Linked DNA regions of Homo sapiens: all the other regions are linked to region 3. A link is a contact called in ENCODE Hi-C or POLR2A ChIA-PET data. All regions are on one chromosome and are shown on one strand. Each heading gives the region's core, a stretch centred on a gene start or an enhancer-like site at or near the end of the contact. The rest is flanking DNA. Distances are from core to core; before and after follow the strand shown.

Evidence for each region. A loop is a pair of places that touch in the nucleus more often than their neighbours do. ChIA-PET counts read pairs that join two places held with the same protein, here RNA polymerase II (POLR2A). Pooled maps may share reads with other maps.
Region 1: a pooled map shows a loop between it and region 3 (8-fold over the local background). The contact joins two enhancer-like sites. A Hi-C loop is called at or near these places in 2 of 168 maps with a recorded cell type or tissue (CD4-positive, alpha-beta memory T cell and naive thymus-derived CD4-positive, alpha-beta T cell), 3 of 37 single-sample maps with no recorded cell type and 10 of 50 pooled maps. POLR2A ChIA-PET finds 5 or more read pairs at or near these places in 2 of 52 experiments (OCI-LY7 and activated CD8-positive, alpha-beta T cell).
Region 2: a loop to region 3 is called in a pooled map, with 3 times the contacts of the local background. The contact joins two enhancer-like sites. A Hi-C loop is called at or near these places in 3 of 37 single-sample maps with no recorded cell type and 5 of 50 pooled maps.
Region 4: a map of natural killer cell shows a loop between it and region 3 (11-fold over the local background). The contact joins two enhancer-like sites. A Hi-C loop is called at or near these places in 1 of 168 maps with a recorded cell type or tissue (natural killer cell) and 9 of 50 pooled maps. POLR2A ChIA-PET finds 5 or more read pairs at or near these places in 2 of 52 experiments (activated T-cell and activated naive CD4-positive, alpha-beta T cell).
Region 5: a loop to region 3 is called in a pooled map, with 2.9 times the contacts of the local background. The contact joins two enhancer-like sites. A Hi-C loop is called at or near these places in 2 of 37 single-sample maps with no recorded cell type and 2 of 50 pooled maps.

What each region holds. Positions count from the first base shown.
Region 1 is chr13:23,963,960-23,968,902 of GRCh38, reverse strand. LOC105370115 (a long non-coding RNA gene) reads right to left here. Exons shown (of 5, transcript XR_941753.2): 4 at 4,417-4,501; 5 at 1-263. Among named protein-coding and RNA genes, the nearest start is that of C1QTNF9B, 69 kb to the right of the region's middle. Within about 2 kb of position 2,147, at least 5 of the 41 ENCODE cell types and tissues checked have a DNase peak (open chromatin) inside an H3K27ac peak, as active enhancers do.
Region 2 is chr13:23,769,565-23,774,279 of GRCh38, reverse strand. The region is part of intron 16 of MIPEP (mitochondrial intermediate peptidase); the gene reads left to right. Among named protein-coding and RNA genes, the nearest start is that of PCOTH, 120 kb to the left of the region's middle. Within about 2 kb of position 2,584, at least 3 of the 41 ENCODE cell types and tissues checked have a DNase peak (open chromatin) inside an H3K27ac peak, as active enhancers do.
Region 3 is chr13:24,273,136-24,278,227 of GRCh38, reverse strand. All of the region lies in intron 4 of SPATA13 (spermatogenesis associated 13), which reads right to left. Among named protein-coding and RNA genes, the nearest start is that of SPATA13-AS1, 21 kb to the right of the region's middle. RefSeq lists enhancers at 2,958-3,017, 3,318-3,607. Within about 2 kb of position 3,552, at least 18 of the 41 ENCODE cell types and tissues checked have a DNase peak (open chromatin) inside an H3K27ac peak, as active enhancers do; they include natural killer cell, where a contact is called at or near this core.
Region 4 is chr13:24,615,212-24,620,152 of GRCh38, reverse strand. No RefSeq gene overlaps it. Among named protein-coding and RNA genes, the nearest start is that of ATP12A, 63 kb to the left of the region's middle. Within about 2 kb of position 1,377, at least 7 of the 41 ENCODE cell types and tissues checked have a DNase peak (open chromatin) inside an H3K27ac peak, as active enhancers do; they include natural killer cell, where a contact is called at or near this core.
Region 5 is chr13:23,793,506-23,798,295 of GRCh38, reverse strand. The region is part of intron 16 of MIPEP (mitochondrial intermediate peptidase); the gene reads left to right. Among named protein-coding and RNA genes, the nearest start is that of PCOTH, 93 kb to the left of the region's middle. Within about 2 kb of position 3,540, at least 5 of the 41 ENCODE cell types and tissues checked have a DNase peak (open chromatin) inside an H3K27ac peak, as active enhancers do.

The sequences.
Region 1 (4,943 bases), core at 898-3,397, 310 kb after region 3:
GCTGGAGTTTTCAGTGCATGTCATCAATTTGCTGAGTACACTCCTCAGAGGCAATGGTTTCACTGGCATTCAGAAAGCTGCAGTGGATCAGACGAGCCGACGACCACCAAATAGTGACCATAACCTTTTTTGGTGCAAGTTTGGCTTTGGGAAGTGCCTTGGAGCGTCTTCTTGGTCCAACCACTGAGCTGGTCATTGCCGGTTGTCGTATAAAATCCACTTTTCGTCACATCACAATCCAATCAAGAAATGGTTCATTGTTGCTGCATAGAATGAGAGAAAACGACACCTCAAAATGGTGATTTTCTTTTTTTAAATTTTCAGTCAGTTCACGAGGCACCAACTTATCGAGCTTTTTCACCTTTCCAATTTGCTTCAAATGACAAATGACTGTAGAAACTGTATCACTAGGCTGGGCGTGGTGGCCCACGCCTGTAATCTCAGTACTCTGGGAGGCCAAGGTGGGCAGATTATTTGAGGTCAGGAGTTCAAGACCAGCCTGGCCAACATGTTGAAACCCCGTCTCTACTAAAAATACAGAAATTAGCTGAGGGTGGTGGTGCACACCTGTAATCCCAGCTACTCCAGAGGCTGAGGCAGGAGAATCGCTTGAACCCAGAAGGCAGAGGTTGCAGTGAGCAGAGACTACACCACTGCACTCCAGCCTGGGCAACAGAGCAAGACTCAGTCTGAAAAAAAAAATGCATCATGTATGTTTATTGCAGCACTGTTCGCAATAGCAAAGACTTGGAACCAACCCAAATGCCCATCAATGATAGACTGGATAAAGAAAATGGGGGCACATATACACCATAGAATACTATGCAGCCATAAGAAAGGATGAGTTCATGTCCTTTGCGGGTACATGGATGAAGCTGGACACCATCATTCTCAACAAACACACATGGAACAGAAAATCAAACACATGTTCTCACTCATAAGTGGGAGTTGAACAATGAGGACATGTGGACACAGGGAGGGGAACATCACACACTGGGGCCTGTCGCAGGGTGGGGGTCTAGGGGAAGGATAGCATTAGGAGAAATACCTAATGTAGATGACAGGTTGATGAGTGCAGCAAACCACCATGGTACCTGCACATTCTGCACATGTATCCAATAACTTAAAGTATAATAATAATTTTAAAAAGGCCGGGCATGGTGGTTCACTCCTGTAATCCCAGCACTTTGGGAGGCCGAGGCCGGTGGATCACAAAGTCAGGAGTTCGAGACCATCCTGGCTAACACAGTGAAACCCCGTCTCTATTAAAAATACAAAAAAGTTAGCCAGGCTTGATGGCACACGCCAATAGTCCCAGCTACTTGGGAGGCTGAGGCAGGAGAACTGCTTGAACCCAGGAGGTGGAGGTTGCAGTGAGCCGAGATTGTGTCATTGCACTCCAGCCTGGGTGACAGAGCAAGACTCCATCTCAAAAAAAAAAAAAAGAAAAATAGAAAGTAGGTAAAATTAATTGTAATAATATATCTCATTTAACTAAAAAAAAAGTGCATTACTAGACACTCTTTAGGGCTGTAATAATTCCAATAAAATACTCTAAGGAATACTTGCCCCAGTAACAGCATCTCCGCCGATAAACTGATGACAACTCTGACTTCATGCCTTTGGAACCAATAAACTCTGTTCCTAAGTAGGTTACATGAACCTCTCTCTTCCTGCTAAAAAAAAGCGTCCCTTTACCTTTCAGCAGATGGCACTTGTGGGTTGCCACTCTGTGAATCTCTGATAAACCACTTTTTCCACTCCTGAATAAATTCAACATATCTGGAAGTAAGATTCTTAAGTGTCTTTTTTTTTAGGTTGACATACTCTGTGGTCAGAAGTGGGATGAAACAAGGGTACCTTTAAAACAGATCGGCAACCTTTGGGACAAGACGAGGTACACACAATTGAGCTGTACTTCCGCGGATTGCCTTTTTTCTACCCAGGTACATCTCTCAGGTCAGGCTTCCTTCCTTTGATAGCAGCTGTCTGTTGAGCTTATTTAGGACCTGAGTGGGTTAAGTCACTGTAGTAAAGGCTCTCGTATCCCTTCTGGGACTATAAAAGACTTTTTATGTATTCTGGCAAGTCACGCAAACTGTCTTTTTACTAGAAATGACTTGCCAGAATAGATAAAAAGTCTTTGTTTGTGTTTCTGATCCTGGTAAATGAACTTTTGGTTTCAGTTTTGTTCTGAGTTGTTAGCATATTCTTATACATTTGTTTACTGCTTGCTTTTTCCCCCATTTGTTTCTGAACATCTTTCAAGAACAAAATTTGCTTTCTAAAATGGTAGGCAAGGGTTGACCCTTTAAAAGCCATTAGGGTAGTTGCCACCATTCTGTGAGGGATGTCAGTCTCCAGAGAAAAAGTCTGTTGTTAGAATCAACTGGTACAAAGACAGAGAAAAGTATCACTTGGGGGCCTGCCAGTTAAAAAAAATCATGTATCCAGGGAAAACTTGGTCATGGGGTGCGGGATGGGCAGTCAGTGCGCAGGCTGGGGCCAAGTCAGACAAAAATCCTGTGCCAGGCACACTAAAACAAGCACCGGTCCAAACCCCTAACATACAGAAATCGGCAAAGTTTGCAGGTTAAATCACTGCCCAGGTAGCGTCGGTCAGCATGGAGTACTCTGATAGATATGCCACCAATCAACAAGATACATAAAAGAAGAAAGATTTCAATACCTCTCCTGCTCAACTCAAGATAAAGATACAGGGAGGGAGATGGGACAGATGTCTTAATAACATCAAACCAAAAAACCCATGGGGTCTTTTGTTTTTGTTCTTGTTTTGTCATGTAAAGAATGTATCCATGCATTAAGGAATGTTTTTGCTGTGATTAAAAATAAAGAGTTGTATTTTTGAAAAGAATGTCTTATCTCTTTGAGGTATACACTTGAAGTGGTTGCAAATTAAAGTATATGATGTGCAAGTTTGTTTTAGAATAACCTGTCAAAGTGGGAGGGGGTGAGTACATATGAAACAAAATTGATGAAGTTGGTAATGGCTGAAGGTGGAAAATGAGTTTAACTCTTTTATTTTTTGCATGCTTAAAATCTTCCACGATAAAAATGTTTTAATGTAGCTATGGAACTATACAGGAAGGAATACATCTTCAAAAACAAGCTTTCTACTAATAGAAGAGCCACTAACAGTACTAATGGTACTCTAGTAATAGACTATCAATTTTTTACTGTATTTATCCCCTTGTTTCAGACTCATCTGTTTCTGTGTTCATCATTCCTTCTAGGCGGTGTTTCTCCATCTCAGCACTATGGACATTTGGAGTCAGATCGTTCTTTGCTAGGGGGTTGTTCTGTGCACAGCAGAATGTTTGGCAGCATTCCTGGACTCCACCTACCAGATGCCAGGAGCACATTTGTTCCTTAACCCCTATTTATAACAATCAAAAACACCTACAGACATTGCCAAAGGCCCAAGGAGAGGAGAGGGCACTCGAAATCACTTAGACATGAGCCATCTAATGCCATCCAATTAGATCAAATGCCTCAAGGAGCGTTGTCAATTTTGCGCTCCTGGTGATGAAAACAAGGATTGGTACATACTAAGTGTTGACTAAAAATCTAGTGAATAATTAGGTTGGATGCCTTACCAGAAGCCATAGGTAAATAGAAGTATAAAGGAAAATAAACATAAAGTAAAGCTGGGTGGCAGTTCAGTTTGCTGACAATGGCATCAAGTTTATTCTTGAAGAATTGTATGTTAAAAAAAATCTAACTAATGTGGTTTGTTATCAGTAGAATTTATTAACTGTAATTTTAAAATTATATGTCAAACATTTATATATATTTGTTAAACACATATTTATATTTAGTTAATAATAAAATTATACACACACACACACACACACACACACACACACACACATATATATATATAATCTTTTTTGAGACAAAGTCTTGCTCTGTCTCCCAGGCTGAAGTGCAGAGATGGGACCATAGCCCACTGCAGCTTCCAACTCCTGGGCTCAAGTGATCATCTTGCATCAGCCTCCCAAATAGCTGGGACTACAGGCACCACCATGCCTGGATAATTTCTTTCTCTATTTTTGCAGAGATGGAGGTGTTGTTATGTTGCCCAGACTGTTACTGAATTCCTGGCCTCAAGCTATCCTCCTGCCTTGGCCTCCCAAAGCCCTAATATTTTATATAAAATGTGCATATTACTGTATTAGGCTTGAATGTTATTACTCTCAATTATCCAAACTTGAATTAAGTCCACTGCCTGACAGATGACATTAACATATCATAGTATTTACTTATCCAGCAATCTCAACTCTCTCAATTCATTCACGCTGTTCTTACAAAATACCATAAACTGGTGGCTTGTAAACAACAGAAATTTATTTCTCACAGTTGGGAAGTCCAAGATCAAGGTGTCAGAAAACTTACTGGCTGAAAAGAGTCTGCTTTCTGGTTGATAGAGGCTGCCTTTTCACCATGTCTCAACATAGAAGGGGCCAGGGAACTCTATTAACTGTAATTTTAAAATTAAATGTTAAATTTATATATATATAAAATGGGATTGAAGCCTTTCTACAAGAGCACTAATCCCATTCCTGAAGGCTCCACCCTCATGACCTAGTCACCACTCAAAGGACCTAACTCCCATCATCATATTAGGGGTTAGGATTCAACCCATGCACTTCTAGGGGACAAAAACATTGAGTCTCCACATTCTAATACAGAATAGAAAGCATATCGTAAGCAAACAAAAACTTTACACAGCCACAATTAGTCATACAAAGAGCACACTTTTTTTTTCTTCCGGGAACATCCAATATGCCCTCACTCAGAAACAAGCTGCTCTTACTTTATATAAATAGATATAAATTGAAATGTATATAGACACACACACAAACAAATCTAACAAGGTTAGCTCTTTCTTTTTAGAAAATCAAATTGAGAGAGAGAGGAAA
Region 2 (4,715 bases), core at 1,335-3,834, 500 kb after region 3:
AAGGATAAACATACAGGTCAATGGAATACAACTGAGATTCCAGAAAAAAAAAAGCCATACATTTATGTTCAGTTGACAACTAATTGGGGAAAGAATTGTCCTTTCGAAGAATGGTGCTGGGAAAACTGGATCTCCACATGCAAAAGAATGAAATTGGACTCCTACCTTGTACTATATACAAAAATTAACTCAAAATAGATCAAAGACCTAAATTTAAGAGTTAAAACTGGAATATTCCTAGAAGAAAACATAGGATTACATACACATTTATGACCTTGGATTAGGCAATGGCTTCTTAGATACATCACCTAAAGCATAAACAACCAAAGAAACAGAAGATTTTTTTTATTTTAATGGGGACAAATTTTTTAATTTTAATGAGTTCAAATTTGTATCCAAAGAACACTACCATGAAAGTGAAATAACCCACAGAATGGGAGAATATGTATCTGATCAGAGTTTAATCTTTAGAAAAGCAACCCATTTTAAAGTGAGCAAAGGGTTTGAAGAGATATTTCTCCAAGGAAGATACAAAAATGACAAATTAGCACATGAAAAGATGTTCAGCATCATTAGGGATATGCAAATCAAAACCACAGTGCGAGACTACTTCATTCCCACTGGGATGGATATAATAAAAAGATGGGCAGTAGCAAGTGTTGGTGTGGATGTGGAGAAATTGGAACCCTCATACGTTGCTGGTGAGAATGTAAAAGGGTACAGCAGCTCTGGGAAACAGTCTCATAGCTCCTCAAAAAGTTAAACAGAGTTACCAGATGGCCCAGCAGTTCCACTCCCAGGTGGTAGGGAACTCTCACCCAATAGAACTGAAAACATATGCCCACCCAAAAATGTATGCACAAATGTACATAACAGCATTATTCATGATAGTCAAAAAGTGGAAACCACTCAATAGATGACTGGATGCACAAAAGCCTTGTATCCACTCAATGGAAAATTGGTCATAAAAAGAAATGAAGTATTGCTACAACATGGATAGACTTTGAAAACATTACGCTCGGTGCGACAAACTAGACACAAAAAACCTCTATTGTGTGATTTCATTTATATGAAATGTCCAGAACAGGTAAATCCATAGAGACAGAAAATAGATCAGTGGTTACCAGGAGCTGAAGGAAGGAGGAATGGAGAGGGACAGCGAATGGGCCCGGGGTTTCTCTTGGGAGTGAGAAAATGTGCTGGAGTTAGTGACGATGGTTGCACAATTTTGTGAATATACTGAAAACCATTAAAGTGTACACTTGAAAAGAGTGAATTATATGGTGTGTGATGTTTATCTCAGTTTTTTAAAGTTGCACAATTTTGTGAATATACTGAAAACCATTTAAGTGTACACTTGAAAAGAGTGAATTATATGGTATGTGATGTTTATCTCAATTTTTTAAAGAAGAGTCACTGTCTTAGAGCAGGGAAGGGCTGTGATGGGCCACACTCAATGCCTCCATTCCTTCCCAGGAAGAGGGAGACTGAATTGCCATAGAAGTTAGAGACCAGCTTTCCTGGGAAGGGTGTTCTGGCTAGTGTTCTGAGGGATTAGGTTTAACGTTGTAACCTATAGATCTAGAAGGAAATATGAGGCCATCAGCTCACCTCAGCCTTCAACAAGTTGTCATTCACCACAGATCCTTTTAACATTACACCTCAAACCTTCAAACTTAGGAGATGTGAGAAGAAAGCTCTTACAGAGCTTCTATATATAAAATACCTATAATATTATAGCATTTTAAAGTAATGCTAGTTGATTCTCTTTTTATACTAATAATTGTAAGAATACTTCAGCGCAGCAGCATTATTTATAGTGAATACTACTTTTAACTAATGGTATTGAATATTTTTATCTAATATGTTTTTTAAATTTCCATAATATGTACTGTTTGGCATTACCCAAGTTTTCCATATATTTCAGCCACAACTGTAGCCGTTTTTTTTGTTGTTGTTGTTAAAAAAAAATTGCTAAAAACTCTTGCATCAGGAATTTTGGAAATTCTTCAGATGAGACAATCAGGGAGGATTGATCACATGTTGATAGAATGCAGGCAGCCTTAGTCATTTCGGTGGCTCAGTCACATTCTTTATTTCTGTCAGTTATTCTGAACAAAATACAGGTGGTAACATGACCTGCAAATGACATACTGTCACAAGCCCTGGGCTATCCTTTAGAATGTGCAGTTAATAAGCTCTGGAATGCCTTTACATGGGAAGTGGGGGGGCAGTTGTTACGGATTCCTGGAGGTGAAGTTGTTTTTATTGTCTTTATTAATTTAGTTTCATCTTAGCAGGAGCATAATCCTTCGTAAGACACACCTCCTAATTGCACACGTCTGGCTTTTTACCTCTTAGGCAATGTAAAGGAAAGTTAATAGGATGTACTTTTTAATAGGATCTTAGGGGGATCTTTCACCATTAAAATGAGAAAATAAGTTTGGGGAGCAGCAATTATTCAAACCAAGGAAGTTGAGTGAATCATTTAGAGTTATTAGGTAAGGGTTAATAGGTAAGAGACACTGAAATGAGGATGTGGCTGTGCAAACACCACATTTCACGGGTTTCAGATGAAACATGACTGTTAGGGAAGAGTCTGTGTAGGAGTCATGCATTCTTCAGTATTTCACATACACCTTGGCCTAAGCTTATGAGAAGCTAATAGCAGTATTATTTTAATTTTGTTTTGTCACTTCAGAAATGCAGATGTGTGTGTGTGTGTGTGTGTGTGTGTGTGTGTGTGTGTAGTCAGCAAATTAGTTACATGTTACCTATTTGTTGATAACTTTATAATTTTACTGATTTTTGAAACTGGTTAATTATAGAAAAAGAATTTGAACTTACAGATGTAAACTGTTTCCAAATTATAGTCATTTATGTCTAATATTCTTGCTCCTTTTATCATTGTTTGTGTAAATATTTATTGAAGACACCCCACTAGTCACTGATACAAAGAGGTGTCTGATGTCCACCCTGCTTAGAAAGGATTCTGTTAGCAGCTGACAAACTGGACCATCCCGAGGACCAGCACAGTGCACACTTTTCCCTTCCCTTCTCTCCTTTAGCCCATGCCATAGCCCTAGGAGGTGGGTGTGGCCACGGTCAGGGTGGTTGTGGGATCTGGTGTTGGCTGTGCAGCCGGTAAGTGCAGAGCCTGCATTCCCATAGCACTTGTTGCAGTGTGACTGTCCAGTGATCCCGGATTTACTGTCTGCACCCCCCAGTGACTGTGCAGCCATGAGGTCAGGGTCCTCTCTAGTGCTGGCCAGTTGTGAATTCAGTGAGGTTTGGAAAGATGGATGATTTTCAAGTCTCTGTGCCTAGTGTTTATGCGCCATGCAGAGGTACAGAGGAAAGGGTGGTGAGCACGCACAAGACACAGGGCAGGCCCTCGCTGCCACGGCCAATGCTGAGGTGAAGTTAGGACAGCCTCTCCAGTTTTCTCTATGAAGACTGTAAAGGGACAATACAAACTCATTAGAAAATAATAAACTCGTGTGTTCTACCCCCTCTTCAATAAATCTTCCCACTGAAATAATCCCAGGTGCTGGCTGATTAGATTAATGGGGAGGGGGCAGTGGCGGTCTCTGGTGGTGGGTGAGTGGCTCTGAAGGTGAGGACTCCAGCCCAATTGCAGGACATCAGCCACACCAGAGAGCACCTGGGGGAGGCCAAGCTGGCAGGCAGGGGAGTTAGGCCCTGATTGAGCAAGAGGGTATGGAGTGGGAGTTCATCTGCACAGACTTCGATGCTGAGGTCCCAGCTGCCTGGGGGCAGGGGGACAGCAGTGAAACCGGTTGTTCCAATTGTGCCTGGAATTGGCACTGAGACAGCATCCTGACCCCCTCCCCTTTTTTTACTCATCAGAGAAGGTCTTGTTGAAGAAGCGTAATTTAAAAAGACATTGAGGAAAGTGAGAATGAGCCATATGGATCGACCTGGGGGAAGAGTATCTGAGGCAGAGAGGAGAGAGCTAGGATCAGGAGCTTACCTGGAGGCTACTGGACCAGCAAGTCAGTGGCATGTCTGGAGCACAGTGAACAACGGGAGAGTGACAGGAAGTGAAGTCTGAGCAGGACATGGTCTGAGGAAGCCATTCCAGGGTTCTGCTTGCCTGTTTAATGAAAGAAGTCAGTAGGCCCTTTCCTAGCCCATTTTCTGTTGCTTATAACAGAATACCTGAAACCGGGTAATTTACAAAGAGGAGTTTATTTTTTACAGTAATGGAGGCATGTAAATCCAAGGTTGAGGATCTGCATCTGGTGAGAGCCCTCCTGCTGGTGGGGACGCCGCAGAGTCCCAAGATGGGAAAGGGCCTCACATGGCAAGGGTGCTGAGTGTGCTCATGGGCTAGCTCAGGTCTCTCTTCCTCTTCTTATAAAGCCACCAGTCCCACTCCCATGATAGTCTGTTTATGAAGTCAGGGCCCTCATGATCCGGTCACCTCTTAAAGGCCCCACCTCTCAATACTGCTGCTTTGGGGATTAAGTTTCAACATGAGTTTTGGAAGGGACCATAGCAGCCGTATGTGACATCAAATTGTCCCATTTGTCCCTCTCCTTTTTGTATTGCAAGTTTATCTAACAGGGTAGAGGTGCTGGCTGCCTGATTCCCCACGGCAGGCGGAGACCTGGGTTCTAAAGCTATGAGCCCCTACAGGAATGGAGCCTCTGCCCACAAAGCCCAGTTATAGCCCTCCCCCCACACACCTG
Region 3 (5,092 bases), core at 2,303-4,802:
GAACTGTCTCCTCCAGCAGTAGCTGTTACTTGTAATAAGACAAAATGATATTAAAAACAGTGTTAGTATCCAAATCTGTGTGTTTTGCTCCCATTCTGGAGAGCAGCCGTATGTCCTGCCCTCCGTTCCCTCACTAACCCTTCCTTCCAACTACCAATCCCTGCTCCCAGTGGGGCCTGTCAAGGACCTGATTCCATTTTCTGGTTGTATCCTTTTCCCTTCACCACCCTAACTACTTTCACGATTTTAAAGTCCCTTAAAGTTAATGACTCCTGTGTTCCTGTCCCATAATTCAAGTGTGTTTTATGGAGTGGGATTTCTCAGTGTCTGATGTCTAGACAGGAAGAATCTTTGTGCTATGCTTTGATGCTTCGTCCAGGCCTGGTGGTTTTCTATGATTCCCCACGCTTACTGTCTAGGTCGCTTACCATCTTAAAGGACAGGACAGACTTAAAGGAAAGGACAGACGTTTGATTTTTGTCTTCCCAGCCCCTAGCATAGTACCTGGCATACAGAAGGCACTCAGTATGTGATTTCCAATTGAACTGCAAATTGCTGATGTGGAAACTGAGGTTCCAAGAAGTTGAGTCATTTATCAGGGCTATACAGGGGCTGGGTCCGAACCAGGATAGGAACCCAGGTCTCTCTGACTCCCACCCCTGTGCTCATCTGAGATTCTAGCTAGAAAAATCCCTCAGCCAGTCTTCATGACTCTGTTTCCCTCCCCAAGCCATCCTATATATTACTTCCAAGGTGAACTTCTTCTTTTTTTTTTTTTTTTTTTGAGACGGAGTCTTGCTCTGTTGCCCAGGCTGGAGTGCAATGGCGCGATCTCGGGTCACTGCAAGCTCCGCCTCCTAGGTTCACGCCATTCTCCTGCCTCAGCCTCCCGAGTAGCTGGGACTACAGGCGCCCGCCACCACACCCAGCTAATTTTTTGTATTTTTAGTAGAGACGTGGTTTCACCATGTTAGCCAGGATGGTCTCGATCTCCTGACCTTGTGATCCGCCCGCCTCGGCCTCCCAAAGTGCTAGGATTACAGGCGTAAGCCACCGCGCCCGGCCCAAGGTGAACTTCTTAAAACAGTGGTTTTATGATGTCACAAGAAATGACATGCGAGTTGTCTATTGCTTCATAACAAAATTCTTTTACGGTATATCTTCTCTGTAATCTGACTCCACTCTACTTGAACACTTTTTAAAGTGTCACATACTCTCAGTAGACATTGTTCAATTGAATTACGAATTGCTGATGGGGAAATAGCAATTTGCAGTTCAGCTGAAAAATCTTAGATGTAGTAGTCCACAGCGTGTCAATGCCAGCTCTGCTGGGCAGAGTTCCTCACAATGGCCAGACCCACAGGCCGGTGCTGCTGCCTTCTTCACCTCTACATGTTCCATTCCTCACTAACTTCAATAGGCTTTGAACCTCAACTACAGATGAAAGTTAATAATGATGACTTCTTATCTAAGGGAATTTTGACGCTGTAAAGCTATTATAAATTCTCAAAATGTATGTCACCAAAATCAGGAGAAATGAATGTATTATAATAATTAAAAAGTAAATTTTATTGTTTCTTTCTTCCTTTCTTTTACCATCTTAACCCTTTTTAAGCACACAGTTCCAGTTCAGCAGTGTCAAGTATATTCACACTCTTGTACGACAGAACTTTTTCATCTTGCAGAACGGCCACACATATTAAACACCAACTTCCTCTTCTTCCTCTCCTGTTCCTTGGCAACCACCTTTCCACTTTCTGTTTCTATGATGTTGACTACTTTAGATACTTCATATGAATGGGATCATACAGTATATGTCCTTTTATGGCTGGTTCATTTCACTAAGCATAATGTCCTTGACATCCATTCATGTGTACCAAGTGTTAGAACTTCCTTCTTTTTAAACACTATATAATATTCCATTGTTTGGTTAGCACTTCCATTGATTTTTAAAAAAGGAAAAAACCAAAAATATTCCATTGTGAGTATACACACCACATTCTGTTTACCTGTTTGTGGGTGAACATTTGGGCTCCTTTTACTACTTGGCTATTGTGAGTAATGTGCTACTATCTTTTTGAGACCCTGCTTACAACTCTTTAGCATACTTGATCAAATGGTAGTTCTAGTTTTAATTTTTGGAGGACTCTCCATACTGTTTTCCACATGGCTGCATCATTTCACATTCCCACCAACAGTGCGCAACAGTTCCAATTTCTCCACATTCTCACCAACCGTAGTTTCTTTTGTTGAAAAAATTGGTGTGGAAAAAACATTTTTTGGGGGAGGGGTGAGGGACAAGGTCTTGCTCTGTCGCCCAGGCTGGAGTGCTGTGGCGCGATCTCAGCTCACTGCAGCCTTTGCCTCCAGGGTTCCAGAGATTCTCCTGCCTAAGACTACCGAGTAGCTGAGATTACAGGTGCGTGCCATCACATCCAGCTAATTTTTGTATTTTTAGTAGAGATGGGGTTTCGCCATGTTGGCCAGGCTGGTCTCAAACTCCTGACCTCAGGTGATCCACCTGCCTTGGCTTCCCAAAGTGCTGGGATTACAGGCGTGAGCCACTGCACCTTGCCCAAAAAGCCATTTTTGGAAACGATCTTGTAAACAAGAAGCAAAGACTGCTCCAAATTGAAATCAGTTTTAAAACCCCAAATGCCTACATACAATCAATATGAGAGCAGACAGAGCAGGCTCTTTCTACAACACTTCCCGCAGCTTCAGTCAGGTAGAAGGAGCACACCCTTGGTCATCAAAACTGCGTGCTGACCATCAGCGCCTCTCTGACTGGGGACAATTCCAAGAGAACACATCTGTTCCACAGAGTACTATCAATTCCAAAAATGTAATAAAGTGAATTTATAATGCTCTTGTTCAATAACCATGGTTAACCATCACTCCTAGAAACACTGCCCTCTGGGGGCCCCTGATTCCTGGGGCTGCATTGGTCCTTCCCCAGTCCATCCCTTACACAAATGTCTCATTTTCCTCCCCCTCTCTGCTTTCCTCCTGGCTGCAGCTGTCAGTGAGTAGAATGCCCCAGTCCCCATTTTCAGCCCTGGCCACTTTTAGCTTTAGGAACTACTACAGAGAACAATGTGGTAGCCATAGAGGAGGTGTCATTTTTTTAAATTGGAAGGATTGTTACAAATACAGTTAGAGAAGACATCAGGAAAAAAAAAGCCCCTGACTGATAAGTGGGGGAGGGTAGTCCTGGTGAGGGTGTGATAACAGGGTGGAGGTTGAGGTGTTCTGTTAAATGAAAGGGAGGTGAGATCTAACACAGCCCTTAAACATCAGGCACTTGACAACAAGGAGACATAGATTTAGCTATTTTCATGAGGCACTCTCCAACACTGCCTAGCTAATGAGCAGCTGGTTCCCGACCAGCATCTCCCACCCAGCATCACTCCTTGGTGGGGAATTTCCCCTCCCTTGACTTCAGGGAAATTCCCCCACCCTTAAAATAATCTGCTAAAATCATGTATTTGAGAAAACCTCTTGCTGATGGCTCAGACTTCCTCAGAGTTGAGATAAGCCATTCTGACTTCCCATCTTAAAAACAGAAATGGCAAGCCCAGGCGGGCAGCTCGTGTTCACAGCTGGGAGCAGCTGTCACGGGCTGCTGCTCTGTGGGCTGAAACTATGGGTGAACCCCAAGAGCTCAGGCCACGGAGATGCACACAGAGGGAAAGAGCTGGGTCACAGGAACTGACAACGTCAAAACATGATGCACAATTTCCAGGGTCCATCCCCCTTCAGTGGTTCCCAAACACCCAGGGCCTGTGGCATCTAATCACATGGAAAATGTTTAGAAAAATAAAGATCCTCCCCTGCCCTGGGCCACTGAGTCAGGTTGGGTGGTGGTAGTGGGGAAGGATGTTGGCTGAGAATTTATTTTGAAAAGCTCCTCAAATGATTCTGACACCTGGAAAAATTTGGGAACCACTGGACCTTCAGGTTAAGCTTACTTAAACCACACCACATGCTCAGGTTGTTCTAGGACATATGCCTTTTGTTGCCTGTCCATGCAGCAAGCCACAAGTTGCAGGCAATGGATTCTGATTGCATTGGCTGGAAACCTCTGCGTTAGCCAATGTGTACCACTGAATGTTCCTTATTCCAACGAATAGGACAAAATCCTTCCATCCGTCCACGCTGACCTCTCCGCCTGGAGCAACTTTCCCACCCAAAACAGCCCATCAAATTCTGGCTCATCCCTCAAAAGTTTAACCATTGGCCGGGCGCAGTGGCTCATGCCTGTAATCTCAGCACTTTAGGAGGCTGAGGCAGGAGGATTGCTTGAGGCCAGGAGTTCAAGACCAGCCTGGGCAACATAGCAAGATCCCATCTCTATTTAAAAATAAACTTAAGGAAACAAAAACCAACCAAACAACAAACAAAAGTTGTAACCATCATTGCTTGGTGACGGTTCCATGACTTATTTTTCAGTTCCCTGATCCTCTGCCATAACAATATCTGCCTTTGATGTTCTATAAACATGTTAGACTAACCTCTTTTAAAATATGTATCGCATTTACATTATAGTTATTATTAAGTTTATATCTGTCCCTTTATATCCTGTCCCTACTCTTATCCTAGCTATGACTTTCTCAAGGACAAGGAACATGCTTAATAGTCAGTGTTGGGTGACTGAATTAAAGTATGAAATATGTTTCATGTTCCAGAATGTAAACTGTTAGTGTTGGAAAAGTCACTAGTATATCTAATCTAGACTTTCAAGCCATTCTTCACAAATAGTATTTTTCAATCTTTTAAACATGTGGACAACAATAAGATCAAAAGGAATCCTAGAAACTGACATATTAACTCTCACTAATAATCTGTTATTAATGTCTAAGGAGCTTTGAAGAATCATTCTCTTAATGTATAGCTTCACATCAGTATTCAACTTAGGGCCCTGCACCCTGGGCAGCCAACACCCCATTGGCTCCAGACCCCACAACCAAGCCAGCAGCTCCACTCCCTCCTGCTCTCAAAACTCAGCCTCTGTCCCGTCTCCAGTTCAGAGCTGGGGCGTCGTTGGCTCTGGGCTTCTTTGTATCTTGCGGTGAGCTCTTAGGTTTTACCT
Region 4 (4,941 bases), core at 128-2,627, 340 kb before region 3:
GGCTAACACGGTGAAACCCCATCTCTACTAAAAAATATAAAAAATTAACCAGGCATGGTGGTGGGTGCCTGTAGTCCCAGCTACTTGGGAGGCTGAGGCCCTCTCAGCTGTGTGTGGCCTTGGGGTGGGGAACCCAATCTAGGCTCCAGGGTTAGACACATCTGGCATGATAATTTTGGAAAGCAACCTGAAAATATAACCAAAACCCACAATTCACTCAAACCCTATAACATAATAACACCGCCTATAAAAAAATATTACAATGAAATAACTGACAAGAAAAAAACATTTCCCTGTAATCCAATAATATATAGTTAAAAAGTCCAAGTAAAAACTAATATTCTCCTGTTTAGATATGGGGAAAGTTATTATAAGGAAAAAATGTAAAAACAAAACAAAACAGAACAGGCCGGGTATGGTGGTTCACGCCTGTAATCCCAGAACTTAGGGAGACCAAGGCAGGGGGATTGCTGGAGGCCAGGAGCTCGAGAACTAGGCAACATTGCGAGAACTCGTTTCTCAAAAAAAAAAAAAAAAAAAAAAGGAAGAAAAAGAAAACAGTTAGCTAGGTGTGGTGGCACCTGCCTGTAGTCTCAGTTACTCCTGAAGCTGAGGCAGAAGGATTGCTTGAGTGCAGGGGATAGAGGCTGTAGTAAGCTATGATTGTGCAACTTCACTTCAGCCTGAGCAACGGAGTGAGACTTTGTCTCAAAAAGTAAAGAAAAAAAAAAAAAAAGAAGAACAGAACATCAGAACACAAGATATGCTCATGCTGACCACGGGATTTAGTATTTACCTTTGGTCGCTAAAGAGAAACGAAAGAACATACTAAGATATGAATGGTGGGCATTTTGAAGTTATGAAACTTTAATGCTGTGTAAAGAAGTTTAGGTAGAGAATACTATACAGTAAAATTTGAACATAATTTTAAAGTTAAAAACACATGCTACTTAACAAAATAGGCAATCCACACATAGATAATGAAGGGTTGATGCATTCCGGCATGTTTTTGGCTGTGAACATGTTTGTTATTGATTCAAAATTGTGCACAAGTGTTGCTATCGACAAAAACAAGTGCTTTTGCCCAGTGCCTCTTTTCATTTTTAGCTCCCAGGAGAACGGAGGTGGCCTTGTTCTAGTCCTCCTGCTCTCTGGCGGAACAGCTCACATGTGTGGAGCTGGGGTGTGGGGCCAGGCCTGTGTCTGGATGAGGCTTCCTCAGGCCCCAGATAAACTACAGACACCCCCAGGCCTCTGCGCACGCCTGGCGAGAAAAGGGGACTTCACAGAGGACTCAGGTGTCACCTCAGCGGCGTTCTGCAGCTGCTGCTGCTGGCTGTATTGTCCACACCTTTCATATTAAGGGTGGGATCCCTCACTGTCTGTGACCTCAGAACTACCTCAAAATGCAAATAATCAACTAACAAGCCTGTTACTTCCGGGATCCCAGCCACACAGCAGAGCTTCCTGTGTGGGATTTCTTATTCTAACTGCAGCCCTCCAAGCACGTGCATGAATCACGCTTGTTGTACTAACACGGAAACTGAGGTGCAGAGACTTCAAAGACTTGGTCAGGGCCCCTCAGCCAGGAAGTGGCAGAGCCAGTGGTGAGCCCTCTGTGCTTCTCAGGCTGTCTTTGTCATGAAAGAGGCAGCCGGGACCCCACAGAGCTTCTCCTTGGCGGGGAGTTTTCATTAGGCCCTGGCCTTCCCTGTGTGTGTAATGGAAACACCTCGTGTATTTCACCACTGTCCGGGTTGGGGCATAAGTGTCCTTCAAAGCACAGTCCCATTACGTCCCTTTCTATGGCAGGTTGAAGCCCTCTGCAGGAGTGATATGAGTGTATGACTCTTTCCTAGGTGAGAAGGCCCAGCAATCATCAAAACCATGGTGGAGACATCTTTGCATCTATTGTCTCATCTTCCTCCTGCATCATATGTGCTTGGGAAGTTCTAGAGGCTTGGGTGGTGGGTGTGTGGTGGTGAAGGGTGTCCTGTGGGGGCTGGGCCATCCTTGGTGTTGGGTGTGTGGTGGTGGAGGGTTTCCTTATGGAGCCTGGGCCGTCCTTGGTTGTCAGTGTGTGATAGGGGAGGGTGTTCACAGAGGTTGCACTGTTCTTGGCAAGTGGGTGCTGCTGTCCTGGTTGACTGTCAGGGAACTAAAATGCGGTGTGTGTCAAGAGACTGGAAGGAAGGAATGTCGGTGGGGCAATGGCCCGAGGCTCTACTGAATTCCGCTGTCTGTCCTATTCTTCCATGCTGGGGAAGAATAGGAAGGATCAGGGTAGGGAGGGCCCCAAACACGGAAATGCTGAGGCATTTGTCCCAGAGCCGCTGCCCACACAAGGTGGGTCATAGGCCCACAGATATGTGGAGGCCAGGGCTTCCCTGTGAGGAGCAGGCAGGGCCCTGCCCCCTACTCTTCAGGCACAGAGGCTCCCAGAGGTTCTTGTCAGTAGGGAAATATTAGTGCCAGCATGATCCTTTTAGAAGTGTGTGAAACAGGCAATAAGCCACCTTTTAACCTATAATGTAGGAGTCAGTGGGAGCAGCAGGCTCCTCTGGGAAATACTAACATGTGAAATGGAAGCCAGGCAGCCTCCCAGACGCAGGTGCATCTGCATCCCGAGGCGCTTTGTTACTTGGCAGTACGTGATTGACAGAAATCCAGATTCCTATAGATCAACTGCCAGAAATTTAAAAATGCCAGAAATTTAAAAATGTCTTGATTTCCTGCCTCGGGATATTTTAAACTTAACGAGGACAGATTTATTTTTAAGTCTAAGTAAGAACACATTAACTTAACAACCAAAGTTAAATTTTCAGTTATCTCCAGTGTATTTATATGTTGGCTGCTGCTATGTCTTCAAATGTGTTTTCTTTTCTTTCTTTCTTTCTTTTTTTTTTTTTTTTTTTTGAGATGAAGTCTCACTCTGTTGCCCAGGCTGGAGTACGGTGGTGCGATTTTGATTCACTGCAAGTTCCACCTCCCGAGTTCCAGGAATTCTCCTGCCTCAGCCTCCCAAGTAGCTGGGATTACAGGTGCCCGCCACCACGCCTGGCTAATTTTTGTATTTTTCGTAGAGATGTGGTTTCACCCTGTTGGCCAGGCTGGTCTTGAACTCCTGACCTCAGGTGATCTGCCCGCCTCGGTCTCCCAAAATGCTGGGATTACAGGCTCAAAAATGCATTTAATATCACAATAAGCCCACTGTAAAGCCAAAAGAAAGTAAGTCCAGGAACATCTGTACTAAGAAGGAGTGGGAGCAACTGGCAGCTGTGTGGACTGACACTGTCCCCGAGGCTGGCACTGGGTACATTCGGAGACGAAGGGCTCCCTGTAGGCTCTCTCCTGTCTACCTCCTACATCACCCTGAGCTCTGGGTTCATTGATACAGCTGCCCACCTTTCACCAGATTTGGGTGTCTAGTAGGAGGCTCAAGCTCAGGAACAAACAGAATCTGTGACCTTCCCCCGGCTCCCCCAAACTGGTGTACCCCCAGACCAAATTATTCTCTTGGTGAAACCCTCCAATCACTATTCATTAACCTTAAAATGAAATCCACCTTTCTTACCAAGGCCTATGACCTGGGCATCAAAGTGAGGTCCACAGTCTGAGCACCCCCTGGGCTTGGTGGAGCAGATGCTCAGGCCCCCAGGATCAAGGCTGCATTTGAACAAGATGCTGGCTGTTCTGCACAAGGAGTTTGAGACTCGACAACCCTCTTCCAGCTCTAAACTTCTCAGGGTCACTGTACCCCTGGGGCAAGGGCCTCAGTCTTGGAGCCCTCGAGCTTCCCCCGGGAGCCTTTGCACCTGGAAGCCTTGCTGTCATGTCACCAGCCATGAGCCAGGAGGCGTGGGGTCCAGTGGGGGCTTGGCAGTGAGTAGTTATGGAGCCTGGACCAGCTGCTTCCCATCCTTGGTCCCTTTCTGGGACATGCACAGTGGTCTCTGGGTTTGCCAGGTGTGACTGGGCAGATAGTGGATTTGGGAACCATGAGAGACAGCCCTGGGCTCAGGCCTGGGTGGGCGTGTCTCCTACTCCAGCGAGTAAGCCCCATGTTGGCCCTTTCCAGAATGACCCCACAGACCTACAGGCCTAGGCCCCCAGTAAAGGCATAACTACCAGGGGTCCCGGGGGCCCCAAGGCCTCTCATCCCCAGCCCTGCATGAGAAGCTGCCCCGGGAACCAGGGCCTCCTCCCCTCACACCTCCCTTCTGGGCCTTGGCCCACCCTGCGCTGTGTGTCCATCAGTGAGTGAGGACAGATGGATACATATTGGGCTGTGTTTTGGCATCTGTTGGTGGTGGGGATGGGACTTCTAGACACTCAGGGTCAGCAGCGTCAACCCAGAGGCCACAGAGCAGCAGTGTGAATGCACAGATTGCTGCCTGGAGACCCCAGGCAGCAGGAACTGCATACTCAGGCTTTTTTTTTTTTTTTTTTTTAAGTAGGATGTGACTTCCTTCTATCTTGGCCCAGAGACTTGCTGCTACTAAAAGGGACTGGGTCACTGACCTCTGTCTAGTGAGGAACATTTCTGAAAAGGTTTTAGCAGGCTGAAGAGCAGAAGCCACCTTGAGGTTAGCAGAGCTGCTGGGACTCCTGCGGTGTTTTTGTCTCTCAGACAAACCCCTGGAGCAGCAGGTAATGCCCAGGACACCCTCTCCACTCCACTTCCACCCATGGGTTCCTCTTCCTAAACTGATGCCTCTCAAATTCCGCGTGGCCAATACTTTGCATGTTGTTCTCTGGCCTTGCTCGCGTGGCCAATACTTTGCATGTTGTTCTCTGGCCTTGTTCTCATTCTAAACACCTGAAAAACTCCCTCTTCCTGCCTCTCTCCCGCATCCACATTCCACACCCCAAGGGCTAGGTCAGTCCCAGCCCCGCCTTGAAGGTATCCCTAAGGGCTCTGGCCTGAGCACCATCTCACTG
Region 5 (4,790 bases), core at 2,291-4,790, 480 kb after region 3:
TGTAACAAACTGTTTTTAGAAAAAAACTGCCAAAAATTGTGCTGAATTTAGTCAGACACTCCAAAGAGCAAACACACTTTTGTTTTTTAGCATAAAGAAAACTATTTCAAATCCCAATTAAAATAGTTGTACAATAATTTGCTTTTTGTATTTATATTGTGATAACTACAAATTTTTAATAATTGATATAATGTATATGTATGTGTTATCTTTTTATTAAGTGCCTACTACGTGCTACCACATGGTCTAAGCAATGGATGTAACAGTAAATAAAGTAGACCAGAATCCTTGCTCTCATGGAGCCTGTATTCGAAATAGCCTTTTAGATGTGTATTTGCTAACCAATTCATCATTATATCTGGCTGTCCTGTCAGACATCTCGTTATTAAGCAAAATAGTTCTCAAGCCTATCAAATTGCTTTGAGTTGTGAGCAGAGAGACTGAGCATAAAAGATGAAAAGATTGAGACATTCTGATGCGTATACAACTAATACCGAGGCTATATTGGGATCCTCGTTTTTAATTTCCAGAGGGAGGCTCCTTCCCTGAAACATTAATGAGAAAAAGGTACCTTTTGTGTTTTTGTAGGGCTCTTGCATTCTTCCTCACTCTTGATGATGTGGCAACCTACACCTATTTGTTGTGCATCAGCAAGCTTTCCTGGAGGCTAAAGAAACAAGATGACCAGGCAGAATAGAGGAGTGCTTTAGAGGTTCACGGCAGCCAGCAGACAGACCTGGGTGTTTGGTGCTTGCTAGTTTGGGAGGTGGTGATAAAAGAGAAGGAGTGGGAATGACACCCACTGTTTTAATAAAATGAGCCATCTGTGGGGGTGGGGATGACGTTCAGAAACAGAGTACAGGAGGGGTGGTAGCTGCTTCATGCAGTGAGGAGTGCATGGGTGATGAATTTCATTTGATGTGACTGTAGAATATCCAAGTGGAGATGAACAGTGTTGGGCCAGTGGGTCCACAGCCCAGGAGACAGAGCAAGGTGGGAGCTCTGTAGATTTGGGAGTCATTAGTCTAGTGAAGGTACTAACTGTGGGAAGGGGCAGCAGGGAACAGGGAGAGTTTGCTGTGTAGGATGAGGGGAAATTGAGGAGATTACCCAGAGGTGTGTCCGTCAAAGGGCACAGACTGGGTCAGCCAGTGTGGTTGGCATGATGTTCTCATTGGAACAGCCTTTTCTCAAGTACCAGCAAAACCCAAAATTTTTAACATTTTCTTTTCAGTTTCTACTGCTATAATCACAACAATATAATGCTCTGCTCCTTTCTATTATTTTAGGGTTACATTGGCTGTATAGTGGCTTGAAACATCACTTATAGAACATTTGTTTTGGATGTGTGTTGTGAGTTCCCAAGTAACAGAATAGTGAATGAACTTTTAGCATATAACTTATGTGTAATTTGAGGGCTTCCCATGTTAAGATTGCTTGATTTCTAGAGAAGATTCTTAAGCTGACACTGCTGTTACCATGATTATGTATGCAAAGGAAAGTAACCACTGTACCAGCTTGGAGATGGAGTGCAGCTAGTGGTGAACCCTGTTGTTTACATAGTGTGCTCATCCGGATTAACTTTCAAACATGCCTCTTAACCATGTGGAAAGATGAGAATAGGGAGATGAAATCAATATAATGGAAGAGTGCAGAGAGATTTTGAGAGTACTGTTACATTTACTACGTGGAGTTTTTTTGTTTTTTTTTTTTAGTAGTCCCAAAAAGAAGAAAAATTTAAAACCTACCATGAGAAAATGGCATTGTTATGCACAATTTTGGTGTTAATGCTTTAATATATTATTACTACTAGAGTTTCTTTTCTTTCCTGTTCTCTCATTCCCTTGATAGTCAATTTTTGTTTGTTTGGTTTTTTTTTGAGATGGAGTCTCGCTCTGTTGCCAAAGCTGTAGTGCAGTGGAACGATGCCAGCTTACTGCAACCTCTGCCTCCCCGGTTCAAGCAATTCTCATGCCTCAGCCTCCCCAGTAGCTGGGATTACAGGCATGCACCACCGCCCTGATAATTTTTGTATTTTTGGTAGAGATGTGGTTTCGCCATATTGGCCAGGCTGGTCTTGAACTCCTGGCCTCAAGTTATCCGCCCACCTCGGCCTCCCAAAGTGCTGGAATTACAGGCGTGACTCACTGCATCCTGCCGATAGTCAATTTTTAAGAGCTTCTTTGTTCGATATATAGAGCATACATGTATATACATATACACACACACATATATATATAATATATGAAGATAGGTGACATTTAAACACTCAAGCATATTAACAATTGTGTGTGTATATGTATGACAGGGTCTTGCTCCATCACTTAGGCTGGAGTGCATTGGCATGATTATGGCTCATTGCAGCCTTAACCTCAAGGCTCAACTGACCCTCCTGTCTCGGTTTCCCAGGTAGCTAGGACTACAGGCGCTCATCACCACACCCCACTCCCAGCTTTTTTTTTTTTTTTGGTAGAGATGAGGTTTCACTATGTTTCACAGGCTAGTCTTAAACTCCTGGCCTCAAGTGGTCCTCCTACCTCAGCTTCTCAAATGTTTTTGTGTTTTTAATTTTAACTGTATATCTTAAAGCTGTTCATGGGTGACTTTACAACTTTATTTCAGTTGTTAATATAAAAGTGTAGCACCACGTATTGACCTCATGTAGCATCAAGTATATAATGATTTTACCTTAAAAGCGTTAATTTTAGAATAGTTGATAAGACATGAAGATAAGAAAATAATTATCCATTAAGTGATTTCTGTCATCTAGATTAAAATGTCAATCAGATTGTTCCCATTAGTTATTTTTAAACTAAGACAGGTAAGTAACCGTGATCATATGGGGAGTCCTTATACAGAAATCTTAGGGTTGCTTTGGACCTTGGCTATTTTTATCCCACACTTGTTCAGATGTTGGTTGAAAGAATGGCATAAGGGTCTGTTTTTAAATGTATAAACAAATATATTGTCTATTAAACAATAGGACTGGAGCCCCAGGCGGGTTAAATATTTACTGCTCTCTCTCCAGAGTATTCAATTTAAACTATTTGGTAAAAATGCTTATTCCTCCTATTCTTTTTTTTTTTCTTCGCCCTGGGGAAGAAGTTTCCTCCTATTCTTATGCCCCAGCTCTCCTGCAAATGGAAAGTCTCTTCCATGAGGTGAAGTTAGTGCCTGGGCTGAGCTAGCTTGGAATATTTGATGTTGCTAAGCAAACATCAGGTTAAAGAAAACAATATTTATTTTTGTTTTTATCTTAAATACGAAGAAAGACCATATGGTGCATATCTAGAAACACCTAAGTGGTTAATTGCATGTTAAATTTCTTTCCTCTTTGCCTGCATAAACAACTGAAAAAATATTTACTTTCTGTGTCATGCTAGGTTTATTTATGACTTTGTAACTAAAACACAGAAGTGTTATAAATTGAAACTTTAATCTCATGATTGACTCATTTTCTAAAAATTTATATGGTTTCAGTTTGTGGGACAGCTGCAACTCTAGATTTCAGTGATTTAAAACATGAGGAAATTATGACTACCCGGTTGTTTTTTTAATATGGTCCTTTGAGCCAAATCACCAACTTTCATTTTTGTCTTGGTTTTCATGAATAATGCTGCCCTTTTTTTCTTCTCGGCCTGCAATTTGACAAGCTAGATATAAGGAACTAAAAATCCAGGCTATTAGTAGAAGTTATTTCTTTACCAGGTAAACTTTTGTATCTTAAATGATGCACATGTGTCTTTTAGATTTAGGCTGTTTCTATTTCAGGAAGCGTTTTCTCTGGTAATTTTCTGAGGTAAGTCCCGTTTTTACTCACAAGGAATGAGAGCCGGACACAGGGACCATTGTGATGCCTCTTTACCTTTATGCCTTATCACCAACAGGGAGTTAAGGCAGCGTTAGCAATATGAGGAAGGCTCCAGTTGAGTGTTGTTAATTTTTAATTTTAATTTTATGTTGAGTAAGTAATACATATGCATGATTAAAAAATCACAGGGTGTCAAAAGCTTTACAATACAGTCTCCCTCCTCCTCAGGTCCCTTTCTCTGGAGGCAGCCTGGGGTACTATATCACACTGATTTGAAGATGAATTACCTCGGTTCAACATAAATTTAAAGACATAAAATCTGCAGTTCTCAGTCACTTCCTCCTCTTAATATTCTTCTTGCCTTTTCTCATGGATAGAGCAGCTCTAGACTGGACTCACAGTCTTCCCCTAATGAGCGTCCTAGGAAGTATCTGCTATACAACTCTCAAATCCACACAACATTAGTGAGGTCTTTTCTAAATACAGATTTGAGTGTGACGTCCCTTCCCTTAAAACCCTCAATGGCTTCCATTGATCTTAAGCTAAAGGCCAGAGTCCTTTGCCCACTTGCAAGTTCCTGCGTGGTCTGGTCACCCAAGCTTCCTCCAGCAGGACACAGCCTGCTTCCTTTGGCACTGGAGTCTTGGCACTTGTTTCTGCTGCCTGGAGTGCTCTCTTTCTGCTCCCTTTGCCTTCTGCTTGAACCATCATTTCTCCAGACCTGGCCAGCCTCTGTTACAGTCTCCCAGGGCTGGGGTCCTTCCCTTAAGATGGGTCATCTCAGTTTATAATGTATTGATGCCATTTGATTCATTTCTATCTTCCCAACTGGAGTGAACCTCAAAGAACAGCATGGCTCATTTCTGATTTGTTTATTGTTTTCCCAGGGCCCTGAACAGTTAGTAGTATGTACCCAATAAATATTTACTGAGAAATGTTTTTACATTTTTATTGAGATATAATGTACATAAAGTACACA